Linked DNA regions of Homo sapiens: region 2 is linked to region 1. A link is a loop called in an ENCODE intact Hi-C map of the cell type or tissue named here. Cell type or tissue: endothelial cell of umbilical vein. All regions are shown on one strand.

The links. Hi-C counts contacts between places; a loop is a spot of excess contacts. Peaks named below come from ENCODE experiments on the same cell type or tissue, not always from the same donor. Only the 100,000 strongest peaks of a DNase experiment are listed, where the experiment ranks them.
Region 2: a loop joins it to region 1, with 6 times the contacts of the local background. A loop is called at or near these places in 5 of 110 quality-filtered maps.

Annotation. Positions count from the first base shown.
Region 1 is chr2:157,179,992-157,187,991 of GRCh38, forward strand. No RefSeq gene overlaps it. Among named protein-coding and RNA genes, the nearest start is that of GALNT5, 74 kb to the right of the region's middle. In endothelial cell of umbilical vein, no CTCF peak of the experiment used is centred here; DNase peaks (open chromatin) are centred at 2,460 and 3,160; H3K27ac peaks cover 2,149 bases.
Region 2 is chr2:157,028,279-157,036,278 of GRCh38, forward strand. All of the region lies in intron 1 of LOC105373710 (a long non-coding RNA gene), which reads right to left. LOC105373709 (a long non-coding RNA gene) reads left to right here and starts at 4,994. Exons shown (of 4, transcript XR_001739755.2): 1 at 4,994-5,634. In endothelial cell of umbilical vein, no CTCF peak of the experiment used is centred here; a DNase peak (open chromatin) is centred at 3,953; H3K27ac peaks cover 616 bases.

The DNA of each region.
Region 1 (8,000 bases):
GGGGGCACTTTTTTCAAATCTGTCCCCTTGGGGAAAGCTATTTCTCTCATATGCATCAAAGCACTGTATATGCCTGTTGGCCCTACCTATATGTATCTCAGGATTAAATAAATAAATAAATAAATAAAAGCTATTGCCTTGTTTTTCCAGGAATAGTTCTGTAGTTTTTGCAGAACAAGAAGTCTGCATTCAAAGTAACATGCAGTTTCACTGTTATTGCCCTGTCCAAGCTTGTGGTGTAATTTCTTCTTCATTCACTCAGTCTCACAAAAGGGATAATGAAATCAACTTTCATCCAACTTCAGGCAATCATAAAACTCTGAGATTTACAGCTACCACTGCAAAGTCAGTGAGTATTGTAAGAGCCTTGAATTAGAACAAGTAGTAAAGAATCCATGTAAGAATAGGAAGCTCTGAGGTTGTATATACTAAGACCTTAGTGTTACCTAGACTCACCTCACAGCTTGTGGAAAAAGCTGATTCCTGGTCCTACCATAGATACTCTGACTTGGATCTGAGGAGGGCCAGCTTCATCTTGAGAATTCTATGTAGGGTAGGGCTTAGGGGAGGCCATCTGGTTGGAAGACGAAGCTGGGAGGTTTGCCATGAGGCTATGTTTGTAAAGAAAGCACACTCTTTTTAACTTAGTGTGTATGTTACAGATCAATATCAATATAAAAGTTTCCTAAACTTTTACTCACACTTTATATAAAAGTGATTACATTGGCCATATTAAAAGTAAGATTTTTATTTGGGAATGAAGGGAGCTGATGGAGACTGGGTTGGCTACTGCCCTTGGCACCACCACTGAGTTTAACCCAGATGTCTGCCTTTTTAACCATCACCATAGAAAAGCCTAGTTTATTTATTCATCCACTCAACAAAATGTTTATTGAGATACCAGTATGTGCTGGACATTGTTAGAGATATGTTCTTGGGACACAGTAATAAAAATAATGAATAATAATAACAACAAGCTCTGGGTACAGTGGCTCATGCCTGTAATCCCAGCATTTTGGGACGCCGAGGCGAGTAGATTGCTGGAGCTCAGTAGTTCCAGACCAGCCTGGGCAACATGGCAAAACCCTGTCTCTATTGAAAAAATACAAAAATTAGCTGGAGTGGTAGCATGCACCTGTAATTCCAACTACTCGTGAGGCAGAGGTGGAAGGATCGCTAGAGCCTGGGAGGCAGAGGTTGCAGTGAGCCGAGATAGCTCTCCTGCACTCCTGCTTAGGTGACAGAGCAAGACCCTGTCTCAAAAAATAAATAATAATAGTAACAGGCAATAAATTCTTCTCTGTGGATTACATTCTAGTTAGGGGAAGCATGCAATAAAAAAACCATAATATATAAGAAATTATAAACTACGTTAAAAGTTTTTCTTCATCTTTGAGAAACATGATCTTGAGAAACAACACATTGCTTAATCAGACGCCTCCCTGATACATATTTAGATTGTTACTAGGGCATTTCCCTAGGAGGCCAACTTACTAGAGCTAGAGATAAACTAGATGTGCCTTTCTAGACTTAAAAATGACAAATGCCAAGCTTGTGTGGGTTTGGAGAGAGAAATGTGTATGTATGCATATAGGTTTAAGTTTAAACACCTTATGGACTACTATCAAATCTCACATACATGTCTTAAGCTCTAAATCCTATATCCTTAGCACCATACAATGCTGCCTTTCCAAGGAATTAAGCAAGCTTGTTGGAATCTATGAAGGGACAATTGTGAATTGAAGCAGTGATATGCCTAAATGTTTAGAAAGTCAACAAACACATATGCAAGTCAATATAAATACAGAAATAGGTCAGTAATTCCTTTTTACTACTTAGGAAGATGTACTATTCATTTAGAAAGCTAAGGAGAGACAAAATGTCTTTATACTAATTCCCTTAATTTAATCACACCAAATGTCAGGACAGTGTCATTTAAAATCCTTTAATGATTTTAAAACAAATGGTCCCTGTAGCAGAAAAATAGTTGAACTAACATTGCTAACATTAATTTAATTTCTTTGGAATTGAAATATTAAATGAACCCATTTTATCCCATTTACTTTTCAAATAGTGTTAGGAAATACCTGAGGACCTCTCAGCAAAAATCTAATAGGATCCTCCAATTTGTTCACCAGTTCAGGAGAACTATAATAGTGTATGAATTTAGTCTTTAGTAAATTCTATTTAATACATAAAAGAGAGTCTATTATTGCTATGTATGTTTCTCTACAACCTTTCTTTGTGAAGATTACAGGCCCAATTTATCAACATCAGAAACTTACTTAGCATGGTTGCGTATTCTATATATATTTTTTCCAACGTTAATGTGAGTCATCATAGCATATCTCCTTAACCATATGTGCTAGAGCTAAGGACAGACAGTTATTTTAATATTCCTGGCCTAGAATCCTTCCCACAACAAACACATTTGATGCTCATACATGGTCCCTTTCTTGCCGACACTCACGCCTGTCAAAATGGCATGGTGCCTACTCAACATATGGACTGCTAGCTTTTCTCACTGGGGCACAGTTGCCAAAGAAAGATGGGTTAAGCTGGGCACCCTGCGTAGCAAAGCAGGTGACAGCTCTCCCGTCCTCCATCATGTGGCTGTAAATCCTCTAGCCACATGCCACTTCCTACCCTATCTTTTACAGGAAAAGGAAAAGGAGAGGGATCTTTAACAGTATTCCTTTGACTTTCAGACTGTTTCTACTTAGTGCCTTTGCTCTCACTACCTTATATTCATGGAAAGGAAATCTATCCTCTGCCAAAAACACATTGAAATTTAAAAATCATTTGGAAGCACACAGTTGTAAGAAAAGTTGATAGCCAGCAAAGGCATTAAGTATATGTGTGTGCATGCATGCAAATGCACACACATGCACATACACACACACACACAGGAAATACGTGTTGTTTCCACCCTTGTTTCTCATTTTCCACCTAGAATAGACTAGAGCTGGGTGGCCACAGCAGCATTAAGTGTTGAAGATAGAACTTAGTGATTGTTTAAGTCTTGTACAAATAGAGCTGTTTGATTACGTTAATCCAGTGAATCATTTCCTCCCTAACCAGGCTACATCCTGTTTGGTTTGCAATTTTTATTTTAAAATTTCCAAATCAATTTTTATTTGTCCAAATGAGTTTGTTTTGGCAATAACAGAAAAGTATCAAGTTTCCCCAAACAAAGACTTTTCCTCATGTCTTTGTGTCTTCGTCATTCTACAGGAAACCCAAATAAGGTGTCAGTCTGAGTCTGTCTTCTGAGTCCAGAGACTACAGGGATTCCTCCTTCCATCTTACCAAACAAACCCATCTGAACTAAGAGATTAAATTTAAATTGTGGCCTGGGGTTGAGGCCATGGATCAACTAATTAATTATTACCCCTGCCTGCTCTGTGCCAGGGACTTTTAGAGCAATTTTCTCATTTTATCGTGAGAGCATGTCTGCAATGTAGGAGTCGGCATTACTTCCATTTTAGAGGTGGTATAGAAATCTGATCGATAATCTCTGCATGATAGCTAGTTAGCACTGTTCTTTAATAATAAAAATAGCTAATATTTATTAAAATTTTACTGTGCACTGTTCTAAAAATCCTATGCATCTCGGCTCATTTACAAAGACATGAGGGAATCCCTGTCAATATCTATAATGTATAGCTGAGGAAAAGGAGGCACTGAGAAGTTAACTGATTTATCTAAGGTCACAACTACTAAGTAGAGCTACCAGAATTCATACCTGTATAGTCTGACTCTTGAGCTGTTGTTCTTAGCCACTGCTTTAATTATTCTAGGTGATACTTATACACATTCTCCAACAATTCTTTTTTTTTTTTTTTTTTTTGAGACTTGCTCTGTCTCCCAGGCTGGAGTGCAGTGGCACGATTTCAGCTCACTCACTCCACCTCCTGGATTCAAGCAATTCTCTTGCCTCAGCCTCCCGAGTAGCTGGGATTACAGGCGTGCATCACCATGACCGGCTAATTTTTTTTTTTTTTTTTTTTTTTTTTTGTATTTTTAGTGGAGACGGGGTTTCACCATGTTGGCCAGGCTGGTCTCTAGTGATCCACCTCCACACACATGTACATACACACACACACAGGAAATACGTGTTGTTTCCACCCTTGTTTCTCGTTTTCCACCTAGAATAGACTAGAGCTGGGTGGCGACAGCAGCCTGACCTCCAGTGATCCACCCGCCTCTGCCTCCCAAAGTGCTGGGATTACAGGCATTAGCCACTGCACCCGACCTCCAACAATTCTTTAGTCTTGTTCCTTGTTTGTACCTTAAGGACCAAGAATCATGCTACTTTAAAGCACAATTTCATCATGCTGCTGCTCTGCTGGGAATCCTCTCCAGCTCTCCATTTCCAAACAAACAAACAAAAAGTTAGATTACCATCTTGGCATTTAAGACACCAAATATATTCTGGTTTCTATCAAACCTTCCAAGCTGACTCTTCCAATTTGGTCTTGTATGTTCTACCCTTGACCATCTTTACACATTTACTTGTGTGATTTTTTTGTTCCTAGTCTGTGGTGTCCTTGCTGTTTCTCCTTATCCATGCAAAACATCTCAGGTTCTATTTCTACTATGAGTATTCCCTCTATCCACTTCATCTCACAGCAATTTCCCCAACCACTAAATCTCTGGAGCACTTGCCAAGGTATCACTTGCTCAGAATGCTCAACAATACTGTCATTGCAATGCTGCTCAGAATGTTGAGCATATACCATGCACTGTTCTCAGATGTGTAATCTCCCCATTAGCATAGTATGTATAATCTCCCCAATCTCTTTGAAACAATAAATCATGCCTGTATTTTTGTGGTATGTCATAATACCTACTACATTTCTTGAACAAGCCATGTCTTGAACAGTCTCCAATAATTTGTGTCTACCATTGTATTTCTAGATTTGTACTCCTTGAGAGTGATTCTTTTTGAAAGTTTTGAGTTTCGTAAGGCCTCAATTACAAACTTAGATGTGATCACTTTACAAAAGGTTACCTTCTAACCAGTACCAACTATTTGCATCATTCTGAAAGATCAGTATCAATATGAGGAAAAAAGAATTCTATCTCAATAATAGACCTCTCAAAGATGAATTCCTTCCAAACATCATGTTTTATAAAAGAGTGAAGGTTTTAATTTCTTAATAGTTTTAGTTACATATGCCAGGAAATGGAAGGCCACTATTACATTTATTTCATTTTTTAAACATCATACTATCTATCATTTGCATGAATAAATACATCACCCAAAATGAAAACTTTTATTATTCTGAGAAAATAAGATCTGTGCATTTGCTGCTTAATTTTTAATAGTCAATTGTTACTTAGAATTAATTTAAAAGTTCATTTAGTAATATATATGAACAAATATTAGTGGTATTCCTGGAAAACCTTTTCTGCAGTCCTGCCAAGCATCCAGAAAATTGTCTTGTTGACTTCTCAAGGGTGTTTCAACTCTTTGATTCTAGGAATCCAGGATTCTTTGCCTGTCTACCCCCTCTGGTTAAAGGCAACCACTTTGGTCTCATTCTCTCTCACGCATTTTGGAAGGTCTCCAAGTGTAAAATGGTACAACATATGTAGCCTGCAAGCAGGGCAGGCATAAGAAACACCATAAGGATACACTAAAGCAAACTTCAAGCTGTGGAACGCTGGGAAACAATCACAGGCAACACACCAACTTGGCATAAAACAATCAGAGAATGAGGTGGCTTTTTTCAAGCAAAAGCATCATACTGGCTGAGGCGAAGAGGACCACAAAGATAGAAATATTGTACCCAGCAGTTAATGCTGCTAGCCAAGAGTGATCTTCAGAGGTACAGTGCAGAAAGGGGTGATGGTCACACGTTCTTCCCATTTATATTCACATGCCTGAAAATACTGCCCCAGCATCAGTCTCTTTCACTGTAACTACATATCTATGCATGCTAAATGAAACCTGCTCTATCTTTCCAACCCTTCTTTCCCTAGTGAATTCCTACTCATTCTTAAGAATGCATTTCAAAGGTCAACCTCTCAGCAAAGTCTTCCCTGACTACTCCTGGAAGAGTTAACAGCTCCCTCTTCTGCAGTCTCTCAGTATTTTATGGCATTTATAACATCATGTTATATTTATGTACTTATGGGCCTGTGTTCTGGATATACTGTAAGCTCCTTCAGAGCACAGACCAGGTCCTTTTTATTCACTATCATATCCCAAGTGACCACTATGGTGATCTATACTCAGAAGGCACTGCATATGTTTGTTGGGTGAATAAATGAAAGTACCTATTTCCATCTTTCCTTTATTTGTTTACTAAGTATTTATCAAATGCCTGTTTATGTGCATTGTTCCAGACACTTGAGAAACAGCAGCAAACCACAGACATACACTCTTCCATCATAGAATTATATTATATTGGGGGGAGACAGAAAACAAACATGAAAAATAAAAAGACATTGTTTTTGTTGCATCGTGATAAATGATGAGAGAAATTACAATGCAAAGAAAGGGGACAGGGAATCTTAGAGGAAGGCTGTAACCTCAAATAGGGTGGTTACCTCACGGAGAACATATTATTTAGGTAAACACCTGAGGAGAAGAGGGAGAGGGCCTCATAAATATCAGAGAAAAAGAGGAGTACAGAGAAAAGCACAAGCACAAAGGCCTTGGGCAGGAAAGGATTTGAAAGCATTCAATGTCTACATATAGTTCCCAGAATGTGGCAGAATAATGTACAATGAATTGATCTAGGAGACTCAATAAAATAAGTAAAGCATTAAAGTAATTTACAAAAGAGACTCAAGGAATTTAGACATTGACTCTAAGTATTTAAGATAATGTAATTCCAAAGCATTCTCTATCAACTCAGTAAAATTCAAATTCAATATTGCCCTGTAAAGTCTACAATTTCTGTCAGGGCTGATATTTTTAAGTGGGGAAAATTCCTTTAGGCTCAGTCAGACCAAGGAAGAAAGTCTTAGTTTTTCTTCTCAAACTGACCTACCCTTAGATCAATCTTTCACATGGTTTGGTAAATAAGTCTCTTTATAGTTCATGGGCTAACAATTCCTGATTCATAAAGAATTTTCCTTCTTCTCTCTCAATGGTGCTAACTCTTTGACCTCCATTCTCACACGCTTTGTTTCTGATCCCCAGCTCCCAAACTTCGTGGACCATCTATTTCTTTACCACCATGGCAAATACTCTTGACAGAGCACCAGAGATGCCTGAGCCTTAGAGTCCAGACTTTATCCACCTGATTCTGAAGTCAACCCCATGGTTTTGGAAATTCTCTTGCCACTCTCACTGACCCAACCATCCGCAAAGGTTGAAATAGTCAGTCGGGCACGGTGACTCACGCCTGTAATCCCAGCACTTTGGGAGGCCGAGGCAGGTGGATCACCTGAGGTCAGGAGTTCAAGACCAGCCTGGTCAACATGGTGAAACCCCGTCTCTACTGAAACAAATATAAAAATTAGCTGGGTGTGGTGACGGGCGCCTGTAATCCCAGCTACTTGGGAGGCTGAGGCAGGAGAATTGCTTGAACCTGGGAAGCAGAGGTTGCAGGGAGCCGAGATTGCGCCACTACACTCCAGCCTGGGTGACAATAGTGAGACTCCATCTCAAAAAAAAAAAAAATAGTCAGTCATGATAGGGAAAGGCTGCCCCTTATTTAACTCCCCTCCTCACTGTTTCCTTATTTTGCTGTTTTAAACTGTTATCTCTGCAGCACATCTACAATTCTGCATATAAAGTTTACAGCAAAATAATAAGTTTTATTTTATAAAAAAACTTTATTAAAAATAATTTTCCTATGAACTGAGGGGTGTGAAAGTTGTTTAATACTATAATCATACTAGAATAAAGGCCTTAACCTAGTGTCATTTTGTAAATATGTGCATTTTCACAGGGAGAAAGTCCATAGTTTTCAACAAATTCTCAAGAGAATCAACTATATTTGTAAAATAAGATAGTAAAAACCAAAGAACTGTTTTTTAGG
Region 2 (8,000 bases), 150 kb before region 1:
TTATAAATCATGCTACTATAAAGATGCATGCACATGTATGTTTATTGCAGCACTATTTACAATAGCAAAGACTTTGAAACAACCCAAATGCCCATAAATGATAGTCTGAATAAAGAAAATGTGGCACATATACACCATAGAATACTGTGCAGCCATAAAAAGAATGAGTTCATGTCCTTTGCCGGGACATGGATGAGGCTGGAAGCCATCATTCTCAGCAAACTAACATAGGAACAGAAATCCAAACACCACATGTTCTCTCTCATAAGTGGGAGTTGAACAATGAGAACACGTGGACACAGGGAGGGGAACATCACACATCAGGGCCTGTCAGGGGGTGGGTGGGGGAGGGATAGCATCGGGAGAAATATCTAATGTAGATGACGGGTCGATGGGTGCAGCGAACCACAATGGCACATGTATACCTATGTAACAAACCTGCACATTCTGCACATGTATCCCAGAACTTAAAGTATAATAATAATAAAAAAATGCTCCAAATTCTAAAACTTCCAGGTAAAAAGTTCCACATCTGAACCCATGCAATGGTTCACAGTCAAAAATTCAGTCAAATTTTGTTCCGTGCACAAAATTATTAAATATATTGTATAAAATTACCTTCTGGTTATGTGTACAAGGTGTATATGAAGCAAAAATGAATTTCATGTTTAGACTCGGGTACCATTCCCAAGGTATCTCATCATGAATATGCAAGTATTCCAAAATCTGAAAAAAATCTGACATCGAAAACACTTTTGGTCCTAAGCATTTTGGATAATGGATATTCAACCTGTAGTATTAGGAAGTGAGGCCTTTAAGACATGGGTAAGTCGTAAGATCTCTTTCCTCATCCGTGGGATTAAGGTCCTCAAAAGAGAGGTTTCACACAGCTTTAGGCTAGCTGACTAGCCTGCTTTTCCATTCTTCTACCATGTGAGCACAGCAGAGCAGTCCTTACCAGACCACCGAACCTGCCGGCACTTACCTAGCCTCCAGAACTGTATGAAACAAATTCCTCTTCTTTGTAAATTACCCAGTCTGTGGTATTCTGTTATAACAGCACAACTGGACTAAGATAACTAACTGCAGCTGCAACAACCCTGTTTTCAAATAAACACATTCTGAGATGTCAGAATTTCAGATTTAAACATATAATTTTGCATGGCACAATTCAATCCATAATGCCAAGTTTTGGCTTTGTTGTTTTTCTCTATTATGTCTTTGATTTCTTATTTATTTATTTTGAGATGGAGTCTCACACTGTCACCCAGGCTGGAGTGCAATGGTGCGATCTTGGCTCACTGCAACCTCCGCCTCTGGGTTCAAGCGATTCTCCTGCCTCAACCTCCCAAGTAGCTGAGATTACAGGCTCCTGCCACCATGTCCAGCTAATTTTTTGTATTTTTAATAGAGAGGGGGTTTCACTATGTTGGCCAGGCTGGTCTCAAACTCCTGACCTCGTGATCCACCCACCTTGGCCTCCAAACGTGCTGGGATTACAGGTGTGAGCCACCACGCCGCCCAGCCTGATTTCTAATTTTTTAACTTCTACACTTATCTACTTTTTAAAGGCTTTATTTGCCTCTTGTCTACTTTTACAAGGCTTTATTTGCTGATTTTTTTCTCTTCTTGAGATGCACATTTAGAGCATTGAACTTTGACTTCCTCCCCTCTTGTCTAATGTATGATTTAATGTTATTACTGTTTCTCTAAACAGTATTCCACGTTTTAATATGTCATATTTTTATCACTGAATTTAACATATATAAATTCTATTAAAATTTCTGATTTTATCCAAGCGTTATTTAAAGCTGTATTGACTTCTTATTGTGTTGAATTCAGTTTAATTTTTGCTTTCTCACAAATGCCCAAATTATCAGACTTACTCAAAACTTGCGTCTCACCCAGCACCAAGCTTTACAAGTAATTAGCAAAGAATACAAGATAGAGTCACAGCAAATGCCACATCAATAGCTAGGAGACCCCAATCCATTAAATACAGCTCCCTGAAACAACTTTTCCAAATCAGGATATTGTTTAGATTCTAAATGACAAGCACTAACTTAATGTGATCAATGAGTTAATTGGGCCTGTTTAGTTTTCGGATCACTCAGCTTTTGTATCTCACTATTCACATAGTCAGAAGGCATATATGACTAACTTACATTTTTCAGGACAACAGTGGCTCACAAACCCAAAAACGGTAAGCTCGTTTATATGCTGGGTATTTCATGTTGTAAAGAGTTCTCAGATTATTACTCACACATAGAAAATCTCTTTTACAATCTTCATTTATACTCTAGATAGTAAATTCCATCAGTGAAGAATTATATGGAATTCTGCTTTGCATAAAAATCAGCCTCTCGTTTTCTAGCAATTTATTGAAATCTTGCCTCATGTTTCAGTATATGGTCAATTGTAGTAAATATTTTCTGTGCTTTTGAAATAAACGAATATTCTGTTGGGCAGGTGCAGTGACTCACGCCTGTAATCCCAGCATTTTGGGAGGCCAAGGCGGGAGGATCATTTGAGGTCAGGAGTTCAAGACCAGCCTAGCCAGCATGGTGAAACCTCTTCTCTACTAAAAATACAAAAATCAGCCAGGCATTGTGGCAGTATTCCCAGCTACTCAGGAGGCTGAGACAGAAGAATTGCTGAACCCTGGAGGCAGAAGTTGCAGTGAGCTGAGATCACACCATTGCCCTCCAGCCTGGGCGACAGAGCGAGACTCCATCTCAAAAAGGGAAAAAAATGTATATTCTGTTATTATTGGGTGTAGAGTTATATTTATACAATTAGGTTATATGTGTTAAAGATGTTTGGATTTCCTAAATCTCTACTAAATATTTTTTCTTGTTCTGTTATTAGGAGAAATGTAAAATTTTTCTCTATGAATTTGGATTTGTCTATTTCTCCTATTAATTCGATTACTTTTCCCCTTTTTCAAGTTTATTAGGAATACAGAAATTTAAACTTGTTTGACCTTACTAGATGATTGGCCTTTTATCACTTTAAAATTTCCTATTTATTTCTAATAATGCTATCTTTAAGTCTACCGTTATTTTTAACCTCCTTGTGTCCTTATATTAAAGGTGTGTCGATTGCAAGCATATACTTACACTATATAGGAGTATATAATTATACCATATAGATTATATATAGTATATATATATATATACATACACACACAAGGAGTATATAATTATACTATATAGTCTATCTTTTTATTACTTAGCCTAGTTATGTTTAGTATAATTATTAATCTGTTGGAGTTTATGTTTACCATCTTATTGTTTTCTATTTGAACCATCTCTCAGTTTTATGGAAAGAGGCCTATGCACACATATTCACTTAGTATCTCTCACTAATACTTTAGCCACTTCCTCACAGAAGCCCACCCAACCTCAAGTCTAGATACGATTCCTTTTTGTAGTCATTTTTGTAGTATCGTCTTCTTTTTCCTAAGAGCACGTCGCTCAGTTATTTTGTGTGAATATTTAATTAATGTCTGTTTCTTCTTTTAGACTATAATTCGATGATGGTAGGACTTTTTTTATTATAAATAAATATTTGTAGCATTAAATTAATATGTAAATTCTGTAACTAATTCTACCTTTCTTTACAATCAAAGGTTAAATACAAACAACTTTCATAAATAATCTACCCATTTCCTTTATGTAGAAGCGCATCATCTCACTGAGGAACCACTATTATATTGAGTCTAAATTGTCCTACCATTGATCATGTCAAGCCCTCTCTTCAGGGACTTTGAGAGGCTTTGCAGTTTCCTGCAATAGTGGGCTCATTTCATCACATTTCCTGAGACAACCCTGTTTCTTGCACATCCACAGGGAGGGTGAATAGGACTGACCCAGTGCTCATTTATTGCAAATATTTTCCAGATTATTTGGTGCAAATTCCTCTTCTACAATATTCCATTGTCATTTTTAAGTGAACTCGTCAAAGCTAAGGGCTCTGACTCATGAATGTTCACTTTCTTCCTGGATTAAGTAGGCAGTCACAGTAAAAAATGTCTGATGACTCAAAGTTTCTATGAGTGTATTCAAGATTTTTTCTCTTTTGAAAAATCACTCTGAGTACAAGCGGAAGAAATAATGATGTGCTATGTGTCCTTCCTGACATCCCTACGTAAACGGTACACTCTTCAGGACTTTTATTCTTTCAGAAATATTCCAGCTTTTCAAGGTCCTTTGATCCATGTTTTAATTAAAGGAAAAAATTATTTCTTTTTATGCATGTACTTTAAGAAAGTTTATACCAATAATTCAAATTAAGCAGAATAAGTACCATGAAAATTAGAGAAAATCAAATCAGGCGAATAAACCTATTGCAAATTACCTGGAGGCTTGACTTGTCCTTGGGTCAAGTTGCATTGTATTAGAATAAATATAATCTGCTGAGTGTAAATGAAAACTCAGGGAATAGGGCAGCCTTATACAAATATCAACAGATATCTTACTCTGCTCACTACAGTCAACAGATTAAAAAATAGATCTTTATGGCACCAGGAGCTTAAAATTTGTGAAATAAATGTTTAGAAAATTTCATTATCTAACTCCTCGAAGAAAGCCCTTCTGCTGTATTTCAACTAGATACTGGACATCACAGCTTCTGGAGTCTATAGGATTTGTCCATGCCAAAAATATTTATGATTTACTTTTCCTCTGAAAGGCTATTGTTGCCATATTGTTGCACAATGGCTTTCTGAGACCAATCAACTTTCTCTAGGGCCCAGGAAGAGTAAAATCAATAGTACACCCCTCAATCATTATCTCAACTGATTTTTGATGGTACTTCTTCACTATACAGCAACCATTCTATTCCTGTGGTAACAAGTTTTTATATTAACACATTGAACACATTAGTTTCTTATCACAAACCCCTCCAACCCACAATAAACTAGGATTTTGATTTTCACATAACAGAACACATTTGCTCATTAAAGATGGAGCAAGGGCTCGGGGGAGAGAGAGAGAGAGAGAGTGAGAGAGAGTGAGAGATTGAGATTTTTCCCAAAGACAATTTAGTTCTTTTTCAAAAAGTAAACTACGGACTCCCACTCCTGTCCATGACAGAATGAATCTGACTAGACTTGCTCTCCCATAGTAAACAAGTAGGAAACCAAACAAAATATATAAAACAAACAATTGTTTTCAGAGACTGGACAACAGACAGTACAGGTGTGTGATTCTGAGGTAAGGGAAGCAAATGATATGATCCCTAAAATAACCTTGGCTTTCTACCTGGAGACATTTTCCAGACCACAATAAGGAAAAGAAATCCCAAGCAGAGAATGGTACTATCTCTGAATTAGGGAAATCGTTTCTGAGTTTGGAGAGGCTGAGACTACTAGAATTTGGGGGCAGAGTAAAAAAGGACAGAGCTACGCAGAGAAAAAGCTCCATAAATCTGCACCAGCGTGCCTATGAGTCTTTGTACATTTATAGGGTAAGGCTCTATAAGGAGGCTAAGCAGAAAATAATCACAATGGAAAGAATGACTAATAAGGAGATATTCATTCTAGAATTCTGAGAGCTAGAAGACATATGAGTTTTGACTAATAGGAATGGCGATACTCGAACTCCTGGGGTATTCAATGGAAGCTTCAAAAAGGTAACTTTTTTTAGTAGAGCTGGAGTGATCTAGAAAAAGGGTACTCAGGTTATATCCTAACATAACATGAAAAATGGAGGAAAAATGAGATGATTCACAAGTGACTTAATTACCAAAAACAATACTCAATACTCTTTAAAGAAAAATCATAAATCATAATATTGCAATGCCTAGGATTTCATAAAAATATTACTAGACATGTGAGAAAGCAGAAAATATGATTCAGAACAAAGAGAACAATCAACTGGTAGAAAAAAACCAGAAATGACAGAGAGAGTGGAATTGGAAGATATTAATTTTAAAATAACTAATATAAATATCTTAAAGGATTTAGAGGAAACTATTAATATAGTCAAGAGAACCTAGAAGATTAATAAAGACAGAAATGGAAAAATAGATAAACAAAACATATATTATCTGTAAAGAAAAATCCACTGAGAAATAAAGAATAGATAGATGTGGCAAAGGGAAAAAAAATCCAGAATAAAACATGAGCAGCAAAAGATTGAAACAAAAATAAACAGATCTTCAGGAACCTGTAGGAAAATGTTTGGCAATTTATTATGTATATAACTGGAGGATCAGAAGAGCAGAACAAAAAAAAGTTAAAAGAATAAATGCCACATTTTTGCAAATTTCATAAAAATTATAAACTCTCAAATCTGAGAAACCCAACACAACTCAAGCAGGATAAACATAAAGAAAACTATACTAAGGCCCATTATAATGTATTTCCATAACCAACAATAAAAAGGAAATCTTGAAGGTAGCAGAGTAGAAGCAAATACGACATACAAACAAAGATAATGACAAAGATATGACAAAGATAAAAATGACCACTGACTTCTCATTAGAAACAGTGAATTCTAGAAGACAATACAATGACATCTTTGAATTGCTGAAATAAAATTATCAACCTAGAATTCTACATCTAGTGACAATATTCTTTAAAGTGATGGTATTTGATTTTAGGTTAAGATTTCTGTGTGTGTCTGTGTGTGGGTACACACACAAATACATATATGTGTATATACACAAATGTATTTATATTTCTATAACAACATATGCATATATTTGTGCACATGCACACATACACATATACTCCATATATATGAAGAGAAGGATTGAATTGTAAAACAAATATGGTAAAGTTGTATTGTTTAGGGATTCTGAATGGTGTATAGAATTTTATTTACACTATTTTTGAAATTTTTTGTAAGTCTGAAATTATTTTAAAAATGAAAAGTTAAAAAACAGAATCAAAGACAAATTTCTGATGAACAAAAGCCTAGTGAATTTTTGGCCATGAGACATTCATTACATGAAATTACAAAAACGAACTTTTTTAGACTGAAAGAAAATGATGTCAGAGGACAACTTGGATATACACAAAACAATGACTTGGACCAGAAATAGAAATAATGGCAATGAAATAAAAAACAGGTGAACAATGTAAAAGTCAATGAAATGCCTGTAATCTCAGCACTTTGGGAGGCTGAGGCAAGTGGATCATGAGGTCAGGAGTTCAAGACCAGCCTGACCAACATAGTGAAACCCCATCTCTACTAAAAATACAAAAAAAAGCTTGGCATGGTGGTACATGCCTGTAATCCCAGCTACTCAGGAGGCCGAGGCAGGAGAATTGCTTGATCTGGGAGGCGGAGGTTGCAGTGGGCCAAGATCGCACCACTGCACTCCAGCCTGGGTGGCAGAGTGAAACTCTGTCTCAGAAAAAAGGCAAATAAAACTAAATGCTGGATTTCTGAAAAGATCAATAAAGTTGATAAAGTCTAGATAGACTGATCAAGGAAAAAACAAGAGAGAAAATACATCAATTACCAATATCAGGAATGGAAGAGGGGATACCACTACAAGTTTTACAGACAGTAAAAGCATAATAAGATAATAGTATAAACATTTAATCTCATTGGTTCTCATAATTTTTGATTTCACAGAATTTGTTCCTTTCATATAAGTTGTTGAACTTAATGGCAAAAGCTGGAAAGCCCAGGAGGCAGAGATTGGAGTGAGTGGACATTGCACCACTGCACTCCAGCCTGGGTGACAGGCAAGAGCTCATCTCAAAAATAAATAAATATTCCTTCTAATATTTATTTATATATGTTATATATATTTCTTCTAATATTTACATATATATCTAAATAAATAAATATTCCTTCTAGAAATAGAAGGAAACTTCCTCTAAATGATAAAGTGCATACATGAAACATCCATAGCTAACATAGCAGTGGAAGGTTGTTTAGGATTAAGAAAAAACAAGAATGTCAGCTTTCACTTCTTTTCAACATTTTTCTGGAGGTCCTAGCTCCAGCAGAATAAGGCAAGAAAATATAAGGTATACAGGC